Regions from separate parts of the Homo sapiens genome. Here region 2 is linked to region 1. Evidence: chromatin contacts called from ENCODE Hi-C or POLR2A ChIA-PET data. All regions are on one chromosome and are shown on one strand. Each heading gives the region's core, a stretch centred on a gene start or an enhancer-like site at or near the end of the contact. The rest is flanking DNA. Distances are from core to core; before and after follow the strand shown.

Evidence for each region. A loop is a pair of places that touch in the nucleus more often than their neighbours do. ChIA-PET counts read pairs that join two places held with the same protein, here RNA polymerase II (POLR2A). Pooled maps may share reads with other maps.
Region 2: a pooled map shows a loop between it and region 1 (34-fold over the local background). The contact joins the promoter of PPP1R15A here to the promoter of OPA3 in region 1. A Hi-C loop is called at or near these places in 1 of 168 maps with a recorded cell type or tissue (sciatic nerve) and 4 of 50 pooled maps. POLR2A ChIA-PET finds 5 or more read pairs at or near these places in 1 of 52 experiments (T-cell).

Annotation. Positions count from the first base shown.
Region 1 is chr19:45,581,829-45,587,506 of GRCh38, reverse strand. OPA3 (outer mitochondrial membrane lipid metabolism regulator OPA3) reads left to right here and starts at 2,705. Exons shown (of 2, transcript NM_025136.4): 1 at 2,705-2,884. The coding sequence starts at 2,743. RefSeq lists enhancers at 2,646-2,825, 3,661-4,596, 4,597-5,532.
Region 2 is chr19:48,867,951-48,873,913 of GRCh38, reverse strand. PPP1R15A (protein phosphatase 1 regulatory subunit 15A) reads right to left here and starts at 1,493. Exons shown (of 3, transcript NM_014330.5): 1 at 1,263-1,493; 2 at 1-689. The coding sequence starts at 680. PLEKHA4 (pleckstrin homology domain containing A4) reads left to right here and starts at 5,297. Exons shown (of 20, transcript NM_020904.3): 1 at 5,297-5,831. RefSeq lists enhancers at 206-255, 100-710, 636-725, 1,386-1,495, 1,606-1,665 and 3 more and cis regulatory regions at 1-426, 586-1,086, 1,273-1,846.

The DNA.
Region 1 (5,678 bases), core at 1,456-3,955:
CCAGAATTTTTCTTTTCTCTCTTTTTTTTTTTTTTGAGACTGAGTTTCGCTCTTGGTTGCCCAGGCTGGAGTGCAATGGCGCGATCTCGGCTCACCGCAACTTCCGCCTCCTGGGTTCAAGCAATTCTCCTGCCTCAGCCTCCCGAGTAGCTGGAATTACAGGCATGTGCCACCACGCTCTGCTAATTTTGTATTTTTAGTAGAGACGGGGTTTCTCCATGTTGGCCAGACTGGTCTCAAACTCCTGACCTCAGGTGATCCACCCGCCTCGGCCTCCCAAAGTGCTGGGATTACAGGCGTGAGCCACCGTGCCTGGCCAATTTTTTTTTTTTTTGAGATGGAGTCTCACTCTGTTGCCTAGGCTGGAGTGCAGTGGCGCCATCTCGGCTCACTGCAAGCTCCGCCTCCTGGGTTCACGCCATTCTCCTGCCTCAGCCTCCCGAGTAGCTGGGACTACAGGCGCCCGCCACCACGCCCGGTTAATTTTTTGTATTTTTTTAGTAGAGACGGGGTTTCACCGTGTTAGCCAGGATGGTCTCGATCTCCTGACCTCATGATCTGCCCACCTCAGCCTACCAAAGTGCTGGGCGTCAGCCACCACGCCCGGCCAATTTTTTTTGTTTTGTTTTGAAACAGAGCCTCGCTCTGTCACCCAGGCTGGAGTGCATTGGCACGATCTCGGCTCACTACAACCTCCGCCTCCCGAGATCAAGTGATTCTCCTGTCTCAGCCTCTGGAGTAGCTGGGATTACAGGTGTGCGCCACCACGCCCAGCGAATTTTTTGTATTTTTAGTAGAGATGGGGTTTCATCGTGTTGGCCAGGCTTGTCTCGAACTCCTGACCTCACATGATCCGCCTACCTGTGCCTCCCAAAGTGCTGGGATTACAGGCGTGAGCCACTGCGCCCGGCCTGGGGACAGAAATTTTATGTTTTTTGAGACAGGGTCTTGTTGTGTTGCCTAGGCTGGAGTGCAGTGGAGCTCATGGCTCACCACAGCTTCAACCTCCCAGGCTCAAACGATCTGTAAAATGGGAAGGGGGCTGGTCCCAAATGGATGATGGACCTTAGGTAGTCCCAAGTTTCTGCATACCTTCCGTGTGGAAGGGACCCTGGAAAAGGTTGTTTTTATGGAATCCTGGCATTCTTAGTAATTCAGAATATCAGGGTTCACACACACACCAGCACCATCAGTAAAGATGAGGAAACGCAGGTCCCTCAGTGCCAGGAGCTTGACAAAGGACACTCAGAGAGTCAGACTGGATACCAAAGAAGTCCAGAGCCCCCTGATTCTGTGTCCTGAATGTATGTTTCCTCCTACACACCACTCCTCTGTTCCTGTTTTCCTTTTTTTTTTTTTTTTTTTTTTGAGACGGAGTCTCGCTCTGTCGCCAAGACTGGAGTGCAGCGGCGTGATCTCGGCTCACTGCAACCTCTACCTCCCAGGTTCAAGCGATTCTCCTGCCTCAGCCTCCAGAGTACCTGGGATTACAGGTGCCCGCCACCATGCCCGGCTAAATTTTTTTTTTTTTTTAGTGGAGATGGGATTTCACGATGTTAGCCAGGTTGGTCTCAAACTCCTGACCTCAGGTGATCCACCCTCCTCAGCCTCCCAAAGTGCTGGGATTACAGGCGTGAGCCATGGCGGCCAGTCCTCTGTTCCTGTTTTCTTCTGTCCCTCTGCCTCCGAGAATCTCTCAATTACCCATCAGCACTCCATCATCCAGGAATTTCTCTCAACCCCTTCCTGACATTGTTTATATGATTTTACTCCCTGCTGGGTAAGAAAGGACAGTCTGGGACATGTCCTTAAATTTATTTCTGAACTAGCTCCCTGGGGAACCTACCTCCTAATGAAGGAAGTTGGGTTGCTTGAGAACGGGTATGGTTTTATTGGCCAAGATGCCAGGCTATCAACCTCTGCAGGAACCTTGTGCCACCCCCTGCCCTGCTCTGGGCCTCAGTTTCCTTGTCAGTTACTTGGGAAAGGGTTGGATTCGCTGCTTCTGGGGGTGAAATGCACCCTCAGGCTGGATTTAGCATTAATAATGCAATCATGACCTGTATAGTAAGAAGGGCTATTTACTGAGCGCTTAACTATATGAATGGCACCATTCTAACCACTTCCCATGGTCCACTGTTTTACACTCAAGATTAGCATAGAAGCCTCACAACAACCCAAAGAGGCAACTGCTATTAGGATTCCCATTTGGTAGACGGTAATACTGAAGTCCAGAGAGGTTATGCCACTCATCTAATATTACACAGCGAGGAAATGGCAGAGCTGGGATCCCAGCCAAAGTCTGTATGACCGCGCGGCTTCCTCTTAATCCCAATGAGAGCCCTAGCTTGCAGAGGAAGGTGTATTTGGGGCTCATAGGACTAATTAGGACTAATTAAGAGCCTCCTTTGGGTGGGGACGCCAACTCGGAACGTGACATCACGAAGGAGTACAGTGACGTTGGCCAAGGCGGGCGTGGGAATCCACACGCCTTCCAGCATCCGTTTAACGGCACCGCCCCCTGACCCGCCTCACTTCCGTGTATATTTGCATATTCAGCGAACGGACGTCGCTACGCCAGCGTCGACGGGGTGACGTCAGGATGCGCCTCTGAAGTTTCCCTCGAGCGTACGTACATACGTACTGACGCACGCATGGCCACGAGAGGGCGGGGGAGGAGTGAAGAGGTTGAGGCGCCCCGCCCAGTCAGCAAGGTTGCGCGTGCCCTGTGAGACCGCCAAGATGGTGGTGGGCGCGTTCCCTATGGCGAAGCTGCTATACTTGGGCATCCGGCAGGTCAGCAAGCCGCTTGCCAACCGTATTAAGGAGGCCGCCCGCCGAAGCGAGTTCTTCAAGACCTATATCTGCCTCCCGCCGGCTCAACGTGAGTCTGACCCGAATTCCCTCCAACCTTTTTCCTTTCTCCAACCCCTGTCAGGTGGTTGCTTAGGGGATGGACTTCTGTCTACGACCAATCACAGCCCGAACCGGCAAAGTCCAGTGGCCAATAGTGGGGGGTTTCTGATAGAGGGGCGTACGGGTGGCCCAGTAGTGAGGGCGGGGCGGGGCGTAAGGGGCGGGTCAAGGAGCCACCACGCGAGTAGGAAATGCCAGCCGATAAAGGAAGAGAGCGCTTGGAGACTGATGCCCTGTTAAACCAATAGTGTGAGAGATGGGAGAAATTTGGACGGGGCTTTCCAGGATAGAGGAGCTAGGGGAGGGGCTGAGGAGAAACCGGACGGGGTCCTTTGCCCGGCTGTCCTTGGGCAACTTCATTTCAAAAGCGGCACCGTGTGCCTCAGTTTCCCCACTGATCTAGGAGGTGCTTGTATATCCTCCGTTTAGGACGTCGACGTGCCTCAGTTTTACTGTAGTCAATAAGTCTGGATTAGGGGCATGGTTCGGGGGTGAAGTCTGGGTTCTGGAGACATGGCCTGGGAATCCGGAAAAGGACTTTGAGCCAGAGAGGACATTCATCTGTGTACTCATTAATGCGCTCATACGCCGTCCTTTCATTCGGTTGACAGACTATGCGGCCTTTTTGCTCAGCACTGGGAGATATACTCCTGATCCATCACTGTCAACCCAGAGTGGTCGGGAAAGTGGGAGCCCCGGAGCTCAGAGGAACTGGCTGACCCAGGGACCTGAGGCCAGCAGGGCTGCCTAGAGGGGGCCGCCCGAGCTCAGATCTAAAGGGCATAGTAAGGTCCGGCGCGGTGGCTCACACCTGTAATACCAGCACTTTGGGAGGCCGAGGCGGGCGGATCACATGAGGCCAGGAGTTCGAGACCAGCCTGGCCAACATAGTGAAACCCGGTCTGTACTAAAAATACAAAAATTAGCTGGGTGTGGTGGCGCACACCTGTAATCCCAGCTACTTGGGAGGCTGAGGCAGGGGAATCGCTTGAACCTGGTAGGTGGAGGCTGCAGTGAGCCTAGATTGTGCCATTGCACTCCAGCCTGGGCGACACAGCAAGACTGTCTCAAAAAATAATAAATAGAAATAAAGGGCTTAGTAAACACCCAAAATATAAACTACTTTAAAAAGGTGATCTTGCCGGGCGCGGTGGCTCACGCCTGTAATCCCAGCACTTTGGGAGGCCGAGGTGGGCAGATCACGAGGTCAGAAGATGGAGACCATCCTGGCTAACACGGTGAAACCCCATCTCTACTAAAAATACAAAAAAATTAGCCGGGCGTGGTGGCTGGGCGCCTGTGGTCCCAGCTACTCAGGAGGCTGAGGCAGGAGAATGGCGTGAACCCGGAAGGCGGAGCTTGCAGTGAGCCGAGATCGTAACACTGTACTCCAGCCTGGGTGACGGAGCAAGACTCCGTCTCCAAAAAAAAAAAAGGTGATCTGTGTTGTGCTACGTGGGACATAAAATAAGGGAATTTAGCATCATTGGCTGGGTCAGAGAACCACTGAAACCGCCTTTGCAAAATTATGACTGACACAGCGAAAGAGATCTAAGTTAACTTACTCCATCTTGCTTCTAACCTCCAAGCTATCCTTGTTCATTCCTGGGCAAAGGCTGAACTAACTTTGGGAGAGATTTAGTTTGTAGTTTATAGTTTAAACAAACATGGTAACAGCCCTTTCCCAAAGCAGACCTCCTTCTTGTCTGGCGACTGGATTGCCTTTGTAGGACTAACATTAGCCACAAGATTAGAAATTATGGTTTAGGAGTCATGCAGCTGGAGGGTACAAGATTCTGACCCTCCCTAAACTGCTCCTAAGATCAGTGCTTGAGATATTTCACAGACCCTGCACTTGATGGATCAGCTGGCCTTACCCAGATCAATAAACTGGCCCATCTGATCTTGTGGCCCCCCAACCCAGGAACTGACTGAGCGCAAGAAGACAGCTCCGACTCCCTGTGATTTCATCTCTGACCAATCAGCACTCCTGGCTCACTGGCTTCCCCTCACCCATCAAGTTATCCTTAAAAACTCTGCTCCACCGAGATCGCACCACTACACTCCAGCCTGGGCGACAGACCGAGACTCCGTCTCAAAACAAAAACAAAAAACAAAAAAACTCTGCTCCAGCTGGGCCCATTGGCTCGCATCTGTAATCCTAGCACTTTGGAAGGCTGAGGGGGGTGGAGCACCTGAGGTCAGGAGTTTGCAACCAGCCTGGCCAGCATGGTCAAACCCCGTCTCTACTAAAAATACAAAAGTTAGGCGGGCTTGGTGGCGGGCGCCTATAATCCCAGCTACTCGGGAGGCTGGAGCATGAGAATCGCTTGAACCCGGGGATGGAGGTTGCAGTGAGCCAAGATCGCGTCACTTCATTCCAGCCCAGGCGAAAGAGTGAAAATCCATCTCAAAAAAAAAAAATAAAATAAAATAAAAATAAAATCTCCCTGAATGCTCAGGGAGACTGATTTGAGTAATGGTAAGACTCCTGGCTGGGGCGCGGTGGCTCACGTCTGTAATTCCAGCACTTTGGGAGGCCGAGGTGGGTGGATCATGAGGTCAGGAGTTCGAGACCAGCCTGACCAACATGGTGAAAACCCGTGTCTACTGAAAATACAAAAATTAGCTGGGTGTGGTGGCGCACATCTGTAATCTCATCTACTCAGGAGGCTGAGGCAGGAGAATTGCTTGAACCTAGGAGGTAGAGGTTGCAGTGATCCGAGATTGCACCACTGCCCTCCAGTCTGGGCAACAGAGCA
Region 2 (5,963 bases), core at 244-2,743, 3.3 Mb before region 1:
TCCTCCCCTGGGCAAGACACCCAAGTGCTGGGCTTGGATCCTGGAGACAAGGCAGAAGTAGAGGTTCTGTGAGCTTCTTTCTTTACAGCTTCTTCATCGTCCTCCTCCTCCACGGCTGGACAACACTCCCGGTGTGATGGTGGATAAGAGAACTTGTTAACTCCCTCCTCTTCAGCAACTCCCTCTTCCTCGGCTTTCTCCTCCCCTGGGTTCTTATCAGAACCTTGCAGTGTCCTTATCAGAAGGCTGGGAGACAGGGGAGCACGCTGGCCATCTGCAAATTGACTTCCCTGCCCTCTAGGGACACTGGTTGCCTCTCGCTCACCATACATGCCATCATCATCATCCAAAAGTCCCCAGGCTTCAGGAAGGGAACTGCTGGTTTTCAGCCCCAGTGTTTCTCTGTCCTCTCCAGGGCCTCCACTGTCTTCAGCCTCCTCTTCAGGGCGTCTGCCCCAAGGGGTATGGGGGATTGCCAGAGGAGTCCTAGCTTCTCCCTCCAGGCCAGCTTCTACCAGAGCTGCTCCTTTTACTGCTTCCACCAGCCAGGGCTCTAGAGGTCCCAGGCCCCTCAGGCGGCTCCAGGCGCGGCTGAGGAGGCCCATCACTGGGGACAGGAGGAAGAAAGGGTGGGCATCCCTCCACGGGGTAGCCTGATGGGGTGCTTGGCCTGGGGCCATGTGTCTGGGCTGGAAAAGGGGGAGAAAAAAATAAAGTTTAGGGGCCATTTAGAGGATGGCATCCGGGCGTGACTATGAGTCATAGCAACGGAAATAGTAACACAACTATTGTAAATAGCAACGCGAGAGTCCCAAATTCCTTTCTGATCTCGGCCACGCCCATCTCTGTCCCTTGGCTCTGTTCTTATCTCTCAATAGCCAGGAGTCTGAGCCCCTAGTTCTGCCTTAGATCCAAGGGTCCAAGCCCCCAGCCCTCTCTTTCTTCAGACGCAGAACTCCCAGTCCCAAGAACCAAGAACAAAAGTCTTTACTTGCTTCCCTTGGCGACAAAGTCATAGTCCCTAGCTCTCTCATTCTGCTGAAGATTGACAAATCAAACCCTCACACCCTCCTCCCTCGCAGACTGAAACATTCTGACCCGACCCCCTACTTGGCAGATGATTCCTTCACGGGGGACCCAAGAATCTGGCTTCCAGATCCCTCCTCCCTCAGGCTCAGGACTCCAGGCTCCCAACCCCTTCTCCTTTCTAAATCCGGGCCCCCAGCCCCGTGGGGACCCAGGCGTTCCGACCCCTTACTCACCGGCTGGGAGCTGCGCGTCACCCCGGGGGCAGGAGCGCCGGTTCGGTCTGCCAGAAGCGATCACAGGTCCGGACGGTTAGGGAGGCCAGCGCGTTCATCTCACCCTCAGGCGTCGGGCTCCGAGTAACTCAGAGTATCTCCGGCTGCCTCAAGTGCCGTGGCGACAAGCGGGCGCGGGGTCGTGCAGCGTCTTGCATAAGATCAACAACTGGGATGGGAACCGATAAGAGCAACGAACACAATGGCCACTAGGCTTTTATAGCCTACCGCGCCCGGCGTGCTGACGTCACGAAGAGAGGCGGGGTTTCGAGACCGCAACCCGAAGGGTGGGAAGTGGAAGTAAGACAGGACTTCTCGCGGAGATTCCAGCTTTTGCAACGTCACGGCGGAGTTTCCGAGCGTGACCACGCCCCTCCAACAAACGAACTGTCAATCAAATGCGTGGCCCTGCTTCAACAGCGAGCCAGTTCTCTCTCAGCTCAGGGTCAATGCCTTCCCACCCCAATTTATTTATTTATTTAGTTAGTTATTTTGAGGCGGAGTTTTGCTCTTGTTGCTCAGGCTGGAATGCAAAGGGGCGATCTCGGCTCACCGCAACCTCCGCCTTCGGGGTTCAAGCGATTCTCCTGCCTCAGCATCCCGAGTATCTGGGATTGCAGGCATGTGCCGCCACGCCCGGCTAATTTTGTATTTGTTTAGTAGAGACGTAGTTTCTCCATGTTGGTCAGGCTGGTCTGGAACTCCCGACGTCAGGGGATCCTCCCGCCTTGGCCTCCCAAAGTGCTGGGATTGCAGGCATGTGCCGCCACGCCCGGCTAATTTTGTATTTGTTTAGTAGAGACGTAGTTTCTCCATGTTGGTCAGGCTGGTCTGGAACTCCCGACGTCAGGGGATCCTCCCGCCTTGGCCTCCCAAAGTGCTGGGATTACAGGCGTGAGTCACCGCGCCCGGCCTATTTATTTATTTATTTATTCATTATTTATTTTTCTGAGACGGGATTTCACCATGTTTGCTAGGCTGGTCTCGAACTCCTGACCTCAGGTGTTCTGCCTGCCTTGGCCTCCCAAAGTGCTGGGATTGCAGGCGTGAGCCACCACTCCAGGCCTATTTATTTATTTGTTATTTTTTATTTTTTTATTTTTTTTTGAGATGGAGTCTCGCTCTGTCACCGAGGCTGGAGTGCAATGGCGTGATCTCGGCTCACTGCAACCTCCATCTTCCGGGTTCAAGCGATTCTCCCTCTTCAGCCTCCGAGTAGCTGGGATTACAGGCACGCACTACCACACTCAGCTAATTTTTTGTATTTTTAGTAGAGACAGTGTTTCGCCATGTTGCCCAGGCTGTTCTCGAACTCCTGAGCTCAGGCAGTCTGCCTGCCTCGGCTTCCCAAAGTGTTAGGATTATAGGCGTGAGCTACTGCACCCAGCCTATTTATTTTTTGAGTAGGCGTCTCACTCTGTCGCCCAGGCTGGAGTTCAGTGGCGCCATCTCGGTTCACTGCAACCTCCACCTCCTGGGTTCCAGCGATTCTCCTGCCTGAGCCTCTGGAGTAGCTGGGATTACAGGCATGTGCCACAATGCCTGGGTAATTTTTGTATTTTTAGTAGAGACAGTGTTTCGCCATGTTGACCAGGCAGGTCTTTTTTTTTTTTTTTTTTTTTGAGACGGAGTCTTGCTCTGTCGCCCAGGCTGGAGTGCAGTGGCACGATCTTGGCTCACTGCAAGCTCCTCCTCCCTGGTTCTCGCCATTCTCCTGCCTCAGCCTCCCTAGTAGCTGGGACTACAGGTGCCCACCACCACGCCCGGCTAATTTTTTTTGTATTCTTAGTAGAGACGGGGTTTTTCACCGTGTTAACCAGGATGGTCTCGATCTCCTGACCTTGTGATCCACCCGCCTCGGCCTCCCAAAGTGCTGGGATTACAGGTGTGAGCCACCGCACCCGGCCGACCAGGCTGGTCTTGAACTCCTGACCTCAGGTGATCTGCCCGCCTTGGCTTCCCAAAGTGCTGGAATTACAGTTGTGATCCACTGTGCCTGGCCTCCTACCCCAATTTAGCCCACAGGCCCCAGCCTAGAGTCTCCCATTTTCTTTTTTTTTTCTTTTCTTTCTTTTTTCTTTTTCTTTCTTTTTTTTTTTTTTTTTTTGAGACGGTGTCTCACTCTGTCACCCAGGCTGGAGTGCAATGGCATGATCTTGGCTCACTGCAACCTCCGCCTCCCGGGTTCAAGCAATTCTCCTGCCTCAGCCTCCTGAGTAGTTGGGAGTACAGGAGCTTGCCACCACGCCTGGCTAGAGTCTCCTATTTTCACATGTGGTTGGTTTCCTCCCCGAGTGCGAGGGTGTCATTGTTCCCATTTCACAGATGGGGAAACAGGCTTGGAAATGAAGCCACTTGACCAAGATAGTCACAGCAGGGTCCAGATTCCTTGCAAATGAGAATGAGGATGTAAGCACTATGAGATCAGGCACTTTGCTGGGCTCAATGCTTTTCAAAAAAAAGTAATTAGGCTGAGCGCGGTGGCTCACGCCTGTAATCCTAGCACTTTGGGACGCTGAGGCAGGTGGATCATGAGGTCAGGAGATCAAGACCATCCTGGCTAACACGGTGAAACCCCGCCTCCACTAAAAATACAAAATAAATTAGCCGGGCGTGGTGGTGGGCACCTGTAGTCCCAGCTACTCGGGAGGCTGAGGCAGGAGAATGGCGTGAACCTGGGAGGCAGAGCTTGCAGTGAGCTGAGATCGTGCCACTGTACTCCAGCCTGGGCGACAGAGCGAGACTCCGTCTCAAAAAAATAATAATAATAATTAATTTAGGCCGGGTGCAGTGGCATGTGCCTGTAGTTCCAGCTACTCAGGAGGCTGAGTCAGGAGAATCGCTTGAACCCGGGAGGCGGAGGTTGCAGTGAGCCGAGATCACGCCACTGCACTCCAGCCTGGCGACAGAGCAAAACACCGCCTCAAAAAAAAAAAAAAAAGAAATTCATTTTCTAAATAGAGACAAGGTCTCGCTATGATGCCCAGGCTGGTGTTGAACTCCTGGTCTCAAGCGATCCTCCTGCCTTGGCCTCCCAAAGTGCTGGGATTACAGGCGTGAGCCATTGCACCCAGCCAGGGCTCACTGCTTTCTTCTCAGTGGCTGCAACAGACAGTGCCTGCACACAGTAGGTGCTCAACAGGTGCATGGTGAATGGCAGTTAAACCGAAAGCTCAGATTCCTTCCCGGTCACAGGCACAAGGCTCCACTCCTGGGTGTCATCTGCTTCAGACTTAGGCAGTAGCTCTGCCCCCACAAGCCGCGATTCTGCCTGGGTGGCACTCTTTGTGCGGGTGGGGGCGCTTCTGCTACAAGTTCCAGGCCCTGGGTGACAGTTCCAGCCCCCCGCTCTCCTCCCCTGCCTACGGATGCATAATCTTGTTCCTCAAAATATACCAAGGAATCATGTCTCTCTCCTGAGGGAGTTGTCCTCAGTCTAGAAGAGAATTCTCACCTGGATCTGAGGTGGAGGTTTGGAACTCTCCATTTCACCCTGCCCTACTGGGACCATCCCCTTTTCTCCCTAGGGGACCTGGACAAACCGTCCCTGGCCCCTTCCAAGCACAGCCATGTTTCCAGACCCCCAGCTCTTTCACGACTCAGGAGTCCTGATCCTAGCTCAGACCTTCTCGGGCACCCAGGAGTCTGGATCCCTAACCCATTCCCTCCAGGGCTTTGGAAATTTGAGTCCCCACCCCTTGCAGGACACAAGCCTCCTCCGTTTAGGACACCAGTGGCTCAGGCCCCCAACCACAGCAGCAAACCCACGGGGGCCCTGGAGTGCAGGCCTCAAGTCCAACTCTCCAAACACTGAGAAGTCCCAACCTTGGTCCTTAGGGGACCTGGGAATTGGGGGGCCCAAGCCCCTCCCTTCAGCTATGGGGGCAGCTGAGCCAGAGGTCAGGCTGTAGTGGGGAGGCCAGAAGGGGCGGGGACAGCCGGGATTGGGAGGGGAGAACAGCAGCGTGGGCGGCTGGCAGAGGCAGGGAAAGACCAGCAGAGAGGAAAGAGAAACTGGGAGAGGGAGGAAGGGAGAAAGTGAGAAGGGAAATCGGAAAGAGAAAAGGGAGGAAACGGCAGAGCCAGAGAGAAAGAGGAAGAGACTGAGTGTGAAGGAGAGAGGACACAGGGGATGACTGAGAGACAGAGAGAGAGAGAGAGAGAGAATGAGACAGAGACTTAAGGAAGAGACCCTGTGAGTCTGACAATAAAAGATTTGGACAGAAACAGAAAGATTGGAGAGAGAGAGAGAGGGAGAGAATGAGTGAGAGAGAGACTGGAAGAGACAGAGATCAGAGGGAGACACAGAAAGTGAGAGTGGGGAGAGAGGTAGTGTAAAAGGAAGAGAGAGAGAGAGAGACCGTAAGAGACAGGAGACAAAGAGACAAAAAGTGTGAGTGAGCAGGTGAGGAGAGAGATTGAGAACTATGAGAGACAGCAGCTAAGAGACAAAGGAGGCGGGAGACTGCCTAGGTGCCGCAGCACCCACACCGTCCTCTTGCCCCCCCGTCACTGGGACCCCAGAGCTGGGTAAGTTCCCTGGCTGGGCTGGGAGGGGCTCTCTGGGTTCACATTCCTGGTGCCGCAGGGCTTGGCTTGGGGAGTTGGCAGGGGTGGTTTGGGGGTGCATGTGGGAGGGCGGGAGACAGGTAGCCTGGGGCA